Linked DNA regions of Homo sapiens: all the other regions are linked to region 1. A link is a contact called in ENCODE Hi-C or POLR2A ChIA-PET data. All regions are on one chromosome and are shown on one strand. Each heading gives the region's core, a stretch centred on a gene start or an enhancer-like site at or near the end of the contact. The rest is flanking DNA. Distances are from core to core; before and after follow the strand shown. Region 1 holds the start of FYB2 (FYN binding protein 2). Region 2 overlaps PLPP3 (phospholipid phosphatase 3). Region 3 overlaps PLPP3 (phospholipid phosphatase 3).

Region 1 (5,062 bases), core at 651-3,150:
AGACCTCCCAGGAAGGCGGAGATGAGAGTCCTGCTGCCCTGCTCCACCCACTCTGCCAGTGTAGGCTGGCCTGAGGCCACTAGGGGGAGCCCTTGCACTAGGAGCAAAGGGAATTTGACAGCCCAATTATCAGTTGGGACTGCGGGGAGGGCTCCAAGTTCTCCCGAGAGCTTCCTCCACTGTTTTATTTACAAACTTATACACATAGGAGCATGAACCAGAGTGCTAAGGGAAAGTTACAGATGACTTTTGGCCTGGGTCCCCTTTAGCTTCAGAAATAGGCCCCCCAACTGACTGGGAGCAGAGTCTACACAGCAGTGTTGGCCAAACAGAGAGTCATGAAGTCAAGAAAGTGCTACCATTTATTTAATTCAATGGCATGTCATGGCTCAGAACAGAATGGAAAATATCAGCACGATTACACAAGGTAAGAGTGAGTACTGCTTTGGGGAGTTTTTCTTTTAGCTGATGTGTATGTGTGTTGAGGAAGGATGTAAAAGGTACATCTTACTGTGAGTCATTCATTAATAAAGTTTAAAATACATAGACCTCAAAGGCTTTTATAAAACCCAAACTGCCAGTCCCTGGGCCAGAAGCATTGATGCAGTGTTTTGTCTGGGACTTGAATCCTGTATTTTTGATAGATTCCCAGGCAGCTCTGGTGATCAGCCAGGTTTGGGAATCACCTGTTAGAGGAAATGGCCCTCAGGCGGGGTCTCCTCACCTGTGCTCCACCCCGCCTCTCCCTGGTCAGGACAGGAGAAGATTTCTAAGAACTTGACAAAGCAAGAAAAGTCACACCGGTTACACATAAAGCAGGGCGCAGGCCACCCACTCTGCCCATCCCCAACCCCGGGAGAGCTGAAAGCCCCAAAACTGGCAACTGAGGTTTGGGTTTCCATCTCCAGCTCTGTCAGAAAAACAAACAAACAAAAATAACCCCAGCAAAATAAAATCACTTTAGAGTCAGCCAGATCTGGGTTCCAACCCTGGCTCTTCTAGTTACTACCTATGTGACCATGGGCAGGTGTTACCATCTCTCTGAGACTCAGTTTCCTCACTTTTTTTTTTTTTTTTGAGACGGAGTCTCACTCTGTCCCCCTGGAGTGCAGTGGCATGATCTCGGCTCACTGCAACGTCTGCCTCCCAGGTACAAGCAATTCTCCTGCCTCAGCCTCCCAAGTAGCTGGGATTACAGGCACCCACTACCACACCTGGCTAATTTTTTTTATATTTTTGGTAGAGACAGGGTTTCACCATGTTGGCCACGCTGGTCTCAAACTCCTGACCTCAAGTGATCCACACACCTCGACCTCCCAAAGTGCTGGGATTGCAGGTGTGAGCCACTGCACCCGGCCATTCTTCACCTTTTAAAATGGGAATCCAAATGCCTCAATAAACACCAGGCCAAAAACAGGGTGCTCCTTTATGTTAACTCCTTTTCTGGCCTCCACTAAATCCCCCTGTGGGCTTAGGCATGCTGTCCTGCTGGGCTTTGGTTTCCCTGACCGTGAGAAAGGGTTTGTGAAATTAAGTAGCCGTCTGCAGGGGCGGAGCTGGCAGAGGTTGTTACTAACGGGGATCACACTGTCCAGCCTGCATGGTCTGTACTAACAGGAGCCTGCCATCCCCATTCCTTCACAGCTCCTGCTGCCTGGGCACAAATGCCCTGGAGAGTGAGTGACTGTCAGACCAGCCGGAGGGGAGCAACGGGAAGAGCCGCTTGCTGAGAAGAGGTGGGCTTGGCAGGACTGCAGGTGGAGTACTCTCCCCAGTCCCCTGCAGGTGCTGGTCTAAGCCAAGCTGGGAGGATGGCGGCCGGCCCTGGCCCAGCCCCAGGCAAGGGAGGAGCCTCGGCCCAGATGGGGCAGGTGGGGAGCCTGGGCTCAGGTGTGTCCTGTGGGAAGTGATTGCTCCCTGGCTAGCAGAGACAGAGGAAAGCGGATTGTTGGCCCCAGGACCCAGCTCTGAGAGGCTGGGCTTGTTTCCCTGACTCTGCCTTGGAGGAAAGCAATGGAAGGGGTAAGGCTGTCTCAGTTTTGTTGCTGGCTTTCTGTGTGTCTTTTCTTGCAGGACAAGTTCCTCCCACTTGAGAGCCCTGGGGAAAAACTGCTTGTGTGTGCTGCCTCCTGGGCAGGAATAAACATGTCAGGTGTCAGCCAGTGCATTTCTGCTCACACTGGCTTTGCTCAGGGCGGGTGGGAGGGAAGAGGAGTGTGCCATGTCCTGTGCCACCTGGAGTGTGAGGGGACAGGAGGTGCTGAGGAATGACAGCATGTGGCCTAGCTCTACCCAGCCAGCTGGACTCCTGACCTATTCCCAGATCCTCCGTTGAAGCGCCCGCTGGCTTCTCTCTGTGTTTACTTGCCCTTGTGGACTGTATCTGGCCTCTGCAGTGATTAGCGGGCCTCCTGGTCAGAGAGCAGTGCTTGGTGCTAGGAAGCCGGCTGTGCATTGCTCTTTTGTGGCTTGTGGCTCTAGACCGGGTTCTGCTCCTTGTTAACTGTGTGGCCTGGGGCAAGTGTGTCCGTCATCCTGAGCCCTGGGTCCCTCACTCATGAAAGAGAATTACTGGTACAATAACTACTTTGTGAGACTATCAGAGGTGCTTGTATAAATAGAGATGTATGGAAAAGTATCCTGCCCTACGCCAGCATTCCCTGCCCCTTGGATGGCTGAGTGCTGTTGGCACAGTTGGAGACGTCTTGCCTGACTGACCACATCTTCCTTTTTCCTTCTCCAATTCTCCACTCTCCTCTATTTCCGTCTTCAGTAAGTCAGTTTCTTTTGATGTGCGTGTGCATGTGTGTGTGTGTGTGTGTGTGTGTGTGTGTGTGTGTGTGTGTGTTGCTTCCATACTTTTTATTATATATTTGGAGTCAAGTCATTTTCTCCCATGAATCATGTGGCTTCTCACCCACAAGTTTGGTTTTAAATCAGGGCAGAGGATCCATTTTAGCTTTTGCTGGTCAGGAAAAGCTCCCCTTTGTCTCAGGGCAAAGGGCATGTTTCTCTCTGTGGCAAATCACTCCAGTCCAAATAGCTGAGTTTTGGAAAGGGGTGAGCAGGGGCATGTTGGTATGACTTCATCTCCCTCCTCTGAGTTCTCCCCGCCACCCCCACCTCGACCATACCACTTAGCAATTTTTAAGAAACTCCTCCTTGACGGGAAAGTGCCAGGCTGAATAGATTTAGCGTGCTTGTAAGAAAAGGAAACTGACTTACATTTTCCCCATCTCTGATGGGCCAGGATCCGCACTGGCATCCATTATTTCAGTTTATCTGATGACAATACAGTGTGGTCTATGCCATTGCCCCATTTATTGTAGATGAGGTAACTGACAATGTTATCACTTGCTCAGTATCATACCACTGGCAGCAGAGCTGGGACATGAGCTTACATGTGTCAGTGCCAACTATAAGCCAAGCATCGCTAGCAAGGATTACAATAGGACAGCAGGAAGAATGTTAGGCAAATTAGACAAAAATGTACAAAAGAGCATGTTTGTTAGCTAATCACATTTTTATGGGATAAGCTAATATGATTATATAACTTTCACTGCTCAGAGAGAGAAAAAAATCAAGAGAGAAATAAGAGTGGTTTCTCATCTTGAAAGAAGGATTGGTTTCATTTTTTAAAATTAACAAAATATTCATTTATTCAATATATATTTATTGAGGACATGGTTTGTGTGGTCAGGTCCTGCTTTGGTGCTGCAGATGCAGCAGTGAACCAAACGGTTGAAGATACCTGCCTTCCTAAACCTCATATTCTAGTGAGAGAAGACAAAAAAATCTATATATGGGTCAAATGGCAGTAACTGCAATGTAGATACACAAAGCAGGGAAGGGTATAAGGATGGTCAGGCAGGAAGAGGGACTGCTATTTTCAATGAGACCATTTCAAGAAAGGTGTCAATGGAAGGTGGCATTTGAGCAGAAACTTGGAAAAGGTATAGGAATTAATGGGCTGTGTGGATATCTTAGAGAAGAACATTCTACAGAGAAGTAACAGCAGATATAAACGCCCTGAGGCAGAAGGTCGTGGGTGTTTCAAGGAATGACTGGAGCTGGAGGAAGTGAAGGAGTGTTCAGAGAGTGGGGTCAGATGATATAGGGCCCTGGAGGCCATTGTTGAAACTCAAGCATTTCCTCTGAGCGAAATGGAGAGCCACCTGGGCATTGTGGACCAGGCAATGACGCAATCCAGCTTACATTTTAAAAGGATCATCTGACTACTGTTTTGAAAATAGATACTAGGGACAGAAAGTGCAGAAGCTGGCTGACCAGGTAGGAGATTATTGCAGTAATCCAAGCAAGAGAGGTTGGTGGCTCAGACCAGTCTTAGCAATGAAGTGGCTAGAAGTGGTCAGATGCTGGAAATAGATTAAAGGTAGGGTCAGCAGGATTTACTAATGGATTAGACAAAAAAAAAAAAAAGAAAATTGTTGATGACTCCAACTTGTAAAGCTGGAACATCTGGAAGAGTGGAATCAAGGTTTACCAAGATGACTTAACACAGAGCAGGTTTGAAAGCAGATTAGGAATTGGTTTTAGACGTAATATGTTTAGGGGGTCTACATAGGTGGGTTTAGAGTTCAAGGAAGAGGCCCAGGCAGGAGGTATCATCTTGATAATATATCTACATTATCTAGAATAGCACTGGGTGTGTAGTAGATGTTTAGTATGTGTTATATGGGGGATTTTAAAACTTGGCCTCACATTCTCTGACATCTTCCCATGAAGAGGTGGTGCCCATGTTCCCATCCCTTGGTTGAAATCATGACTACTCTGACCAATACAGTGTGGTACATGTGACACTCTGTGCTTTCAGAGACTGTGTCATAAAAGGTCATACCCCATCTACCTCATTTATGAGAACACTTACTCTTGCAGCCCTGAGCTCCCATGTGAGTAATCTCTACCCCAATACTTTCTGGCTAGAGACACGTGATGTAGACATTCTGCTTGACAGTTACAGCTAAGCCTAGCCTTCTAGCCATTCCTGCAAGACTAAAATCAGTACCCTCCAGACTAGACCAGCCACTGGTGAGATGCAGCC
Region 2 (5,062 bases), core at 838-3,337, 310 kb after region 1:
AAAGCCAGAATCAATGAGTTGATCTAACCTTTCTTGAGAACACTGTAGGAAGTTATTTCTTGAAGGTATAGGAATGAATAAGGCTCAGCCCTCCCAAGGAAATTCCATCCTTGCTCCTCTCACAGCCAGGCCAAGCACAGGAGCTTAATGCTGTGGGGGCTGTCATAGTGACATGTGTAGGGGGCTTCAGCAGGCAGGGAAGCACCTGACTCCATGTGCAGGGGTCAAGAAGAGGGAGAAGGAGTTGCAGCAATCAGAGTGGGCACCACGAAGAAAGCAGTGTGTGAACTGCCTGCAGCCTTTGACATGGGAATCCCAGCCTACTGGACTGGCTGTTTTAATGGCTTTCTCCCTTGCTTTCTTTTTCTTTTTTCTTTTTAAAAGTAAAGGCCAGAAGGGAGAGAACCTGGGGGAGCAAACCGTTAATGAGAGCAGCTGTCACTGACCGGCTTGTTCTCTGGTGCCTGGCCCTTTAATGTGAGGTGACAGTGGGGGATGGGTGTTTGCACTGAAGGGTAACCCTTTGCTGACTGTGCCCTTCTGAGCTTTGCTCTCAGCAGGAGGACAGCCCGCGGGGGCCTGCTGTTGTGGTTCCTTCTTGGCGCCACTGCCCTAATTGGAGTCCCCTGCACCCCCAGTTAAAAAAATTAAAAGGTTGGGGGATCCTTACTAGCCTTCCTCTCTTTTATATCCTAAAACATGGGCCATAAGCAATTAGACAGAGCGTTCGGGAGGACTATGGCTTATTTCCAAGAAGTGAAATGAAGGTTCTGACTTGTGTCCTGTTTGGCTCTCGCTGACTGTAGCACAGTATAGGAATTTGATCCTAGCGTTTACAAAGCACCTACTCTCTGCTGGTACCATTCTGATACTTTACCCATTGTCTTCCTTTTTTTTTTTTTTTTTTTTTGAGAGTCTCGCTCTCTCACCCAGGCTAGAGTGCAATGGCACGATCTCGGCTCACTGCAACCTCTGCCTCTCAGGTTGAAGATTCTTCCCCCTCAGCCTCCCAAGTAGCTGGGATTACAGGCACCCACCGTCATGCCTGGCTAATTTTTGTATTTCTGTAGAGATGGGGTTTCACTGTGTTGGCCAGGCTGGTCTTGAACTCCTGACCTCAGGTGATCCGCCCGCCTCAGCCTCCAAAAGTGCTGGGTTTACAGGTGTGAGCCACTGTGCCCAGCTGCCCACTGTCTTCTTTTAGTCACATTAAGCCATTGTACTACAGCCATTTTACAGAAGTAACTAGCTCAGAGAGGTAACTTAAGTCATCCAGGGTCAGAGAGCTAATAGACAGCTGCACCACGATTCTCATGGACTCAAAGCTATGCCCTCTGCACTCTGCAAGGAGAAGGGGTCCCTGAAGCTGAAGGCCCTGCAGTTAACCCGAAACAGAAGCTCCATAGTTAGCTGCTTAAAGAGTATCATTTAATTGTGTCACGGAGTCCTTCCTAACCCTTTGGGTGGATCCAGTTATTGCTTTGAGTTTGAAAGCCTGATTTACAATGTAAAGATGGTTTGGAAAGGGGTGATAAATCTCTTTCCCTGCCTTTTACTCACTCACCTGTGAACATGCAAGAACAGGGACTCAATCTTACCTATCATTTTTCTCCAAATGCCTGACACCCAGCCTTGTGCTCAGTGGGACCTCATGGTCCAGAATGGCTTGGAATCGCAGCACTGAGAGATTCATTTCATTGAAGCCATCTGAGAGGCCAGGACAGGGAAGTGCCTGGAAGCTGTGGCTACTGAGAATAAAAGTTTGGAAATGTTCAGCTGGGAGGAAAGAAGGTAGTGTCTTTTCCAGCCGTAAGCTCCCAGGATTCTGTTGTCCTGGGTTTGATTGTGAGGGAGACAGAAGCAAAGCTCAGGACCCTGGATTGAGGAGAGATGGGTAGATCTGTGAGGAGGTGTGGGGAACCAGAGACCATGTGATGAAGGCACCAGGTGCCTGGGAGAGGGAACTATGAGTAGGATGACAGGCATCTGCCTCATGGGTTTTGCAGCTTTATCAGGGTTGTGCAATGTAGCTGTCACGTGCCAAGCAGGAGTCTGTGACCTCTGCTCTGCTTGTGCCACATGACAGAACTCTTCCCCACGAATCAGGGCCGCTGTCCCAGGGAATGCCAGGAAGGAGCAAAGTTCTCTTCTTACTCACAACTATGGCTGTATTGAATGGTTTTTGAAACACAGAGACATCACCTGAGGTTAAGAGGATTGATAAAAAAGCAGCATGTATGGCACAAAGGCCACCACTTGAGGTGCCAAGAAACACAGAATCCATTTTCCAGTCTGCCAGATAACCTCCTGAGCCAAGCCTTTACGGACTCCCTGTTAATTGAGTTGTAATCTTCGCTGACATTTGCTGAGAGCCCAAGCACTCAGAGAGAAGGTAGCAAAGCTGGAGTTGACCCCAGACAGCCTGACACAGAGCTGGCACTCCAAGACCCAGGCTTTGGCAGGTCTCCTCTCATCTCTCCACCCCTTCACCTCCCGGCATGTCAAACATTTCAATATTTTCCAACACCTGAGTTTCTGTATTAGATACCTGTCCCCTTTGATGGAACACAGTTCCAGTGTCACCTCATCTCTGATGAAACCTTCTGTATTAGCTGCCTCTGGCTGCTGTAACAAATTACCACAAATTTAGTGGCTTAAAAGAATGCAAGTTTCTTTTCTTACAGTTCTGGAAGTTGGGAGTTGGAAAAGGGTCTCACTGAGCTAAAATCAAGGTGGAACACATTCCATCTAGAGGATCTAAGGGGAGATCTGTTTTCTTGCTTTTTCTAGCTTTCTGGAGCTACCTGAGTTCCTTGACTCATGGCCCCATTCTCCACTTTCAAAGCTAGCAGCATAGAATCTTCACTTCTCCCTCTCTCTCTCACACACACATATACTTTCTCTGGCCTTTGCATCCATTGTCACACCTTCTTCTGTGACTTTTGTCCTTTTGCCTCCCTCTTTTACAGATGCTGGGACCACCTTGATAACCCAGGATGATCTCTCCATCTCAAGATCTTAACTTAATCTCATTTTATCATGTAGCATCATTCATTGCTTCTGGGACTTAGGATGCGGGCATCTTTGGGGGACATTGTTCAGCTTTCCACAACTTCCCCAGTCCCTGGAGACAGTATTGTCTCACTTCCTTCCAGTCCCCCATGGCCTTTTGCACTTTCTTCCTACCATGGCTTTAGGCCTCATCTACTCATGGCCTGCTCATATGTCTGTCTCTTCAGCTAGATTGTGGGTGCCTTAATAGCAGAATCCATGGCTTAACCTTCTGATTATTTATTCTCGGTATGTAGTACAGCAGCTGACACAATAGGTGCTTCATCAGCATTGGGTAAATGGTGAATGATGAATTAGCTTGTGGCTTCAGGCCAGACACTTCCCTTCTGGGCCTAGTTTCCTCACCTGTGAATTGAAGCTGGAGGCCTTGTAGCTCCATGACCTTTGTGCACAGACATTCTATGGCACAGCTGACTTTGTAGTAACTGACTGAGGTACAGTGCATTAACCCTAGAATGCTGGTTCCATAACTGCAGAGCCTTAGGCAACAGGCATGACAGCCGAGAACTTTTACCTGGGTCTGTTGAGGGTAGATCCTGTCACAACAGGCAGACTTGTCTAGACAAAAATCACATGTCAAATGGAAGTCTGGTTTCCTCCTCCATTGCTTACTAATTGAATGCTTTCCAGAAAAGGAAGACAATGGAAGCCAGCACAGACAGAAAACCTATACAGTGTCATGAACTCAACACAAAGACACAAGCACTTAGGGTCGGATAGGCCTGCCTGCACACCTTCAGAGATCTGGACAGAGGTACACAGGACAAAGGAGAAGGCCACAGCCCAGATAGACCATGAGGTGCATGGGCAGACCCAATCGTACTCAGAACCACAGACACACATAAACAGACAGACGAATAAAAAAAAAACACAGGCTCATATTGGCTCTCCCAGCCCCCTCCCGCCTACACACTCACTAAGTTACCCCTACCAAAGATGTGAACTTTACAGTTGGACTCACACAGGGACTAGGACGAAGGAACAGACATCGGTTCATTTCCTGTCTGGTGACAACTTGCATATCTGGTCACCTCCTCCCTGACCCTCTAACAGATGGCAAATTAGGGGCCCCTGGGAGGGGTCAGGGGAGGGCCCGGCTGCCATTGCTGTGGGTTCAGCAGAGGAAGCAGCTGCTCATGGATTTCGTAAATACACAGCAGAGTCTTTCCTGGTTTTCCTCTTCCCGGGGGTGTGGCTCCGCTTGCCGTTGCTCTTTTGTGTGCTGCTATCTTCCTCCAGATGTAGGGAAGGGCGAGGGCGTTCTTTGTCTCTGCCCCAGTGAGGTGACCTTGGGAAAAGACACCAGCAAGAATGCCAGTGTGAAGAAGAGTTCAGCGATGACAACCCCTGCAAAAGGAAACTGCAGTGCAGGGAGAGGCCAGGACACGCCCAAGGACACATAGTAGCAGAGTAGGAACCAAATCCCCAGTTTCTTGATTCCATCTAAAGGGCTAAACAGTAAATTCCAAGCATGCTTAGCCATGGATTTGCAAGGCCTCTTCCTTCTCTAACAGGAGAGAGTCCCATCTATTCCCTTCTGATTTACTCCAGGGCTGCCTGGGCACAGGGGAATGGATGAAATGAGCTCCCAAACCTCTTCTGGCCCTGCAGAAGTCTAGCTCTTTGCCCAGTAATGTGACCTTGAGGTAATCTGATCTTGCCACTGCTGGCCCCCACTCTTAGGCAGGCAGAAACATGGATGTGGGAGAGAGAAGGAAGCAAAGAAATAAACTTTGGCCGCCAATAGATAACGACACTATCTTTGTAGTACTCTACAACTGTTCAAAATACAGTTGACCTTGAACAACATGGGGACTAGAGGTTCCGACCTCCAGCACAATAAAAAGTCCAAATAGAACTTTTGACTCCCTCAAAACTTAAAACTACTAACAGCCTAATGTTGATTGGAAGCCTTACTGATAACATAAACAGTCAATTAACATATGTTTTGTATGTTTTATGTATTATATACAGTATTCTTACAATAAAG
Region 3 (5,062 bases), core at 1,850-4,349, 290 kb after region 1:
AAGGAGCTCTTGGAAGAGATACTCTCTACAAAACATGTTTTTTATTTGTTTGTTTGCTTTCCTCTTCAATGGAGGGAAGAAAAAAGTTAACTTTTGGAGGGCTCTCCTGCTAGGTGCCAGGCGATTGACATATCACCTTATCTAATTCCCTGGCAATCCTGCCACATAGATATTATTAACCTTATTTTATAGATGAGGACATCTAAGCCCAGAGAGGTAAAGTCACATGCCTAAGGTAATAGACAAGATTCAGACAGGTTTTTCTGGCTACAACGTTGTTGCTTCTTTCACCACCTCTTGCTCTATCTTTTCCCAAAAATCTATCCTAATTTTTCTTCATATTTCCTCTCCATAACAGTTAAATATTTGTAAATATGTGGGCAGTTGAGCTCTTTTTCACCAGAAAAGACAGGAAGAGGAGCTGTCTTGCAGTTGGAGCCAACCTCTCTCCAAACTGCAGCCCTTCTCAGGCAAGGACTGATCCCTTTCTGTCCCCTTGTAGCTTAATTGCAATGCTTTCCCATTTTATTAGTTTCCAGATTCTGTGCCAAGTGCTTTAAAAGGCAGGTAGGGGAGAATTCTCTGCTTGCCTGGCAGCCTGCCATCACCCCCAGAATCTGTTGCTTGCTGTTTCAGAAAGGGATCAACATTGAAGGCATTTTTCTCAGCAGTGAAATTTACATATCAGAACCTTGCTGACTGAGGCAGAAATGAGGGCTCTAGGGGCAGGAGTCTGGGAGTGGGGACAGAGTCTTTGTAGGAGGAGGGGGAGGGAAGAGCTTATTTTCTTACCCAGGAATAAAAACATTGTGAGTAATGAATAAAGTCCGAAAGCAGTAAATCTGGGACTCGAGAGTTAGGTGTGTAACGTGTCGGAGAACAATTTAAGCCTTCGCCTCGTCTGTAGAGGTGAGGTATTCAGGCTGCCTTTCACAACCCAAATTTCATTAAATAGACTTTTAAGGGTTAGGATTACAAGAAGCCAAGTCCGCCTGGTTCATAATGATGATTTATGGCTGTGTTGTCGACTCCCTGACCCTTCTGTACAAGGGGATAGAGAAAATACATAATTTGTTGCTCATTCACTCTAAAATCTGTCAAGGCTGCCCCAGAAGCCATGTGGTCCTGGAGTCATGTGTCTGCTAAATGGCTTCAGCCTGGCCCTCTCCTTAAAAATCTGCAATTGCTCTTCTGCAGTGGAAATTGGTTTTAATAACAATAGAAATGATAAAATTATCTCAGTGTAGTCTGCTGTGGGTCTTTGAGCTTAAGAGTCAGAATACCTGGGCTCTACTCTTAACTCTGTCACTTACTGGCCTCAAATCCTTCAGAAAAGTCACTGTCTCCCAGAGCCTTAGTATCTCCATCTGTAGAATGGAATATCTTCTTCACAGAGAAGATTCAATGAAACTACAGTACAAAATAAATGTAAGAGATGGCTGCTGTTAACATTATTATTAGGAATTTGAGGTACTGCAAAATGTTCTTTTCATCTCCTTGTTTTCCCTTGAGTGAAGGAAACATTTTACTTTGCAATTTACTATCTTAAGACTGTGACACTAAAAATGGAAGTTTTAGAGATGGGACATTAGAGCTGAAAAGAATCCCTGAATTGTAATCAAACCCCGTCTCCCTAAAGTAACTGGAGCAGAAAGGTGACTCATCTGAGATTAATCAGTAAATTCATAAAAGAGATGCTAATTTGCATTGGAAACTCACATGTTCTTTCTCAGCATCAAACAGGAAATCGTGTTGACTGATCCTCAGGCCACACCTGCTTAGAAACAGTTCCTTAATCTGTAGCAGTGTCTGGTTCAGGGAACCAGAGAGCAATCTGAGGTCAGGGATTTTATCTGGGGCCTTGGTTCTGCTCCCTGCTTCTGGTGTCATCTCTGAGCAAGTAACTTTCCTCTGCCATTGCTTATTACCTGTGCTTGGTTGGCAGGCTAGTGGTGGATGGTGGACGTAGCCCAGGAAAGTTGAGAATAAATGTCATTGCAGTTATGAAGTCATAAATCAGAGTCTAGCACCCTCGTTTTGCAAATGCAGAAACCAATTTATCCCAAATTCACTAAACAAGTAGGGACTTGAACCTCGGCTACTTGACTCCTAGTTCAGTGCTCTTCCTCCTGCATAAAAAATCTCATATGACTTATAAATAAGGAAGAATAAAAAAGATTAAGAGAACATGATTGTGGTAATAAACATCTGGAACTTGTTTGCCTGTGAGGTTACATAGGGTAAATGTATAAACAGGTTCAAAAGGGGAATTAGATCATGAATGGTAGGAAAGAATGCTGGGCAGGGAGTCAGTGCACCTGGGTTTAATCTTTAGATGGGAGCTAATTTGGACCTAAGTTTCTTCTAAATATAATGGTCCCTTTCATTAATGACTTGCCATGCTTCCTGGAGTTTAATCTCTGCAACGTGTTATCAAAGCATTCTTGGTAATGTTGAGGGGATACTTCCAATTTTGTAATAAGGCAACTCTGAGGACTACCGTCCTGCTCCCTTTCCTTCATTTGTTCCTTCAACTGATAGTCTTTGAGCATCTATGCAGGGTCCCATACTAGTTTTGCTCTCTCAGGAAACGGCTATGCCAAGATGCTGGCTAGAGTGGCCTTTGCCTATGTTCCTCTAATACAGAATTGTACTCAATATGTTCTGGGAAAACAAAATGTAGCTCTTATATATAAAGCATTTATGAACACAGAGTCACTGTGTCAATGTTGGCAGTGATAATAGCTGTTCTCACTGCTGCACCTGTTTGTCCCTGGGCCCAGCTGGTGTTTCCTTCCTACGTGGTCGTCCTCCCCCAGACTTTGGAGCCCTTGAGGACCTTGATCAGACCTCATGCCTTGATGCTTTCCTCCACTGTAAAAGAATATTGGGAGCCTTTGCAAAGGAGTGTCCGGATATGCCAGACTATTGCTTCCCTTGTGGCTGTGCACATGCTCTCTTCCCTCTGAAAGGGCAAGTGTAACTCATCATCCTGCCCTGGGAGGAAGTGTGAAGGGACTTTTGTGGTGAGTGATGAGTTGACCATCACTGTCTCTGGGCTGTGGTTACAAGCAGGAAGTGGCCATGGCTGGGCTGTGGAGTTAAGACAAAGGCAGCAGGGTGTGTGGTTGTGCACATCATAGGCATTTACCTTACAGAACATCAGCTGTCCCCCATCCTTAATGTAAATGATGTCACTATATCTATCTTGAGCATCAGGATTTCGTGACATAAAGAATATAAAAGCAATGTCTGGTATATAATAGGTAATCAGTAATTGGTGGATTATTTTCAGTAGTGATAAATCTCCTCTAAGCATCATATCATAGATACAGTATGAAAATCAAGAAAGATTTGAGAAGGATCGTCAGGCTCAGAGAAGACAGCACAGGCTGACTGGAGGAAATTCACAAACACTGAAGGGCATCGTACTACAAGTTTCTTAGTTGTTAGACTGGTATTCTATTCATCACACTCTGCTTCTAAAAAGTAAAAGCATCACTTTCTGTGATCCAGGTCATTTCCCATTCATGTTATCCTATTTGAACCAACAACTGCAAAGGTGAGCAGCCTCCTTTTATGGAGCAGAAGGCCAAAGCTTGGAGGATGTAGATTATTGCTGAAGGATACCAGATTGGTGGCAGAGTCTGAATTCCCCAGGACTTAACCATGGTGTGTCCAGCTCTTCTTACAGAAACTCTCACCATGGCCAATGTCAGCACAAGGCTGAGGCCCTTACTAGAGTCAGGTCATTGTTGGTGATCCTTTACCCCAAATCTCAGAATCTCGAGATTTGCTCAGACCCTGTGACATCATAGCTACCCTTTACCTTGTCGTTGATTCTTCATTTAGTATTTCTTTTCTATAGTTAAGTTCTTGTCTCTCCCTTAAAAAAAAAGATACACACACACACACACACACACACACATACACATATATACATATAAATATATTTGGTTGTATATTTTTGTTGTTACAAAGGGGCTTAAAACACCCAACTATATTAGCGCTTTGATCTTTTCTTCTGTGCATATTTGTGTCTGTATATTTCATAAATAGAAAATTAGGACACTCCTTTGCAAATACTGAATATTCTCCTGTGTTGTTGAATATCCGTTACGGCATCAGTGTTGATGATGAATCTTGATACTGCCTAATTCCCCTGTTGGATTCCTTTTAGATCATCACGGGGGAATTCTACCGGATCTATTACCTGAAGAAGTCGCGGTCGACGATTCAGAACCCCTACGTGGCAGCACTCTATAAGCAAGTGGGCTGCTTCCTCTTTGGCTGTGCCATCAGCCAGTCTTTCACAGACATTGCCAAAGTGTCCATAGGGCGCCTGCGTCCTCACTTCTTGAGTGTCTGCAACCCTGATTTCAGCCAGATCAACTGCTCTGAAGGCTACATTCAGAACTACAGATGCAGAGGTGATGACAGCAAAGTCCAGGAAGCCAGGTGAGACACCACCTCCGCATGGCCAGAGCCTGGACCCCTTTCATACAGTGCAGTTCAGTGAGCACTTACTAGCTGGGCCCTGGTTTAGATGGGTGAATAAGGCATAGTTCCTATTCTTGAGGAACTCACAGTCAGATGATTGAGACAGATATGTAAATCAATACTTCCGATATAGCATGGGTAGGTACATTCATTCATTCATTCTTTTGTTTATTCATGAATTCATAGGTGCCTGCTATGTTCCAGGCATGGGTCCAAAGCACTACCAAGGATGCAAAAATGAACAGGGCCTAGTGCCTGCTCTCAAGGTTACAGTCTAGGGAGGGAAGACAGACAGACAAGTGTGTATCAGGGATGTGAATACGGCCCTTTCATGGCCCTCTCTTGCTCTTGCAGGAAGTCCTTCTTCTCTGGCCATGCCTCCTTCTCCATGTACACTATGCTGTATTTGGTGGTAAGTACCCACCCTTTGATTTGAGCAGTGCTCAGTTCCAGCTTCGATCCCTTCTGATATGATAGCCCTCAAAATAGTTTAGGGGCATGCCATCACTGTGAAATCCTTGAAAAAGAGGTTAGCTAGAAAAGTTAGGTTTAATTCTGAGCG

Evidence for each region. A loop is a pair of places that touch in the nucleus more often than their neighbours do. ChIA-PET counts read pairs that join two places held with the same protein, here RNA polymerase II (POLR2A). Pooled maps may share reads with other maps.
Region 2: a loop to region 1 is called in a pooled map, with 2.9 times the contacts of the local background. The contact joins the enhancer-like site here to the promoter of FYB2 in region 1. A Hi-C loop is called at or near these places in 1 of 37 single-sample maps with no recorded cell type and 3 of 50 pooled maps.
Region 3: a map with no recorded cell type shows a loop between it and region 1 (13-fold over the local background). The contact joins the enhancer-like site here to the promoter of FYB2 in region 1. A Hi-C loop is called at or near these places in 7 of 37 single-sample maps with no recorded cell type and 5 of 50 pooled maps. POLR2A ChIA-PET finds 5 or more read pairs at or near these places in 1 of 52 experiments (activated T-cell).

The regions. Positions count from the first base shown.
Region 1 is chr1:56,816,242-56,821,303 of GRCh38, reverse strand. It overlaps FYB2 (FYN binding protein 2), which reads left to right and starts at 1,900. Exons shown (of 20, transcript NM_001004303.5): 1 at 1,900-2,022. The coding sequence starts at 2,014. RefSeq lists an enhancer at 4,827-4,876.
Region 2 is chr1:56,505,681-56,510,742 of GRCh38, reverse strand. All of the region lies in intron 5 of PLPP3 (phospholipid phosphatase 3), which reads left to right. Among named protein-coding and RNA genes, the nearest start is that of PLPP3, 71 kb to the left of the region's middle. RefSeq lists an enhancer at 58-788. Within about 2 kb of position 2,087, at least 14 of the 41 ENCODE cell types and tissues checked have a DNase peak (open chromatin) inside an H3K27ac peak, as active enhancers do.
Region 3 is chr1:56,523,673-56,528,734 of GRCh38, reverse strand. PLPP3 (phospholipid phosphatase 3) reads left to right here. Exons shown (of 6, transcript NM_003713.5): 3 at 4,181-4,458; 4 at 4,855-4,912. Among named protein-coding and RNA genes, the nearest start is that of PLPP3, 53 kb to the left of the region's middle. RefSeq lists an enhancer at 2,725-3,004. Within about 2 kb of position 3,099, at least 7 of the 41 ENCODE cell types and tissues checked have a DNase peak (open chromatin) inside an H3K27ac peak, as active enhancers do.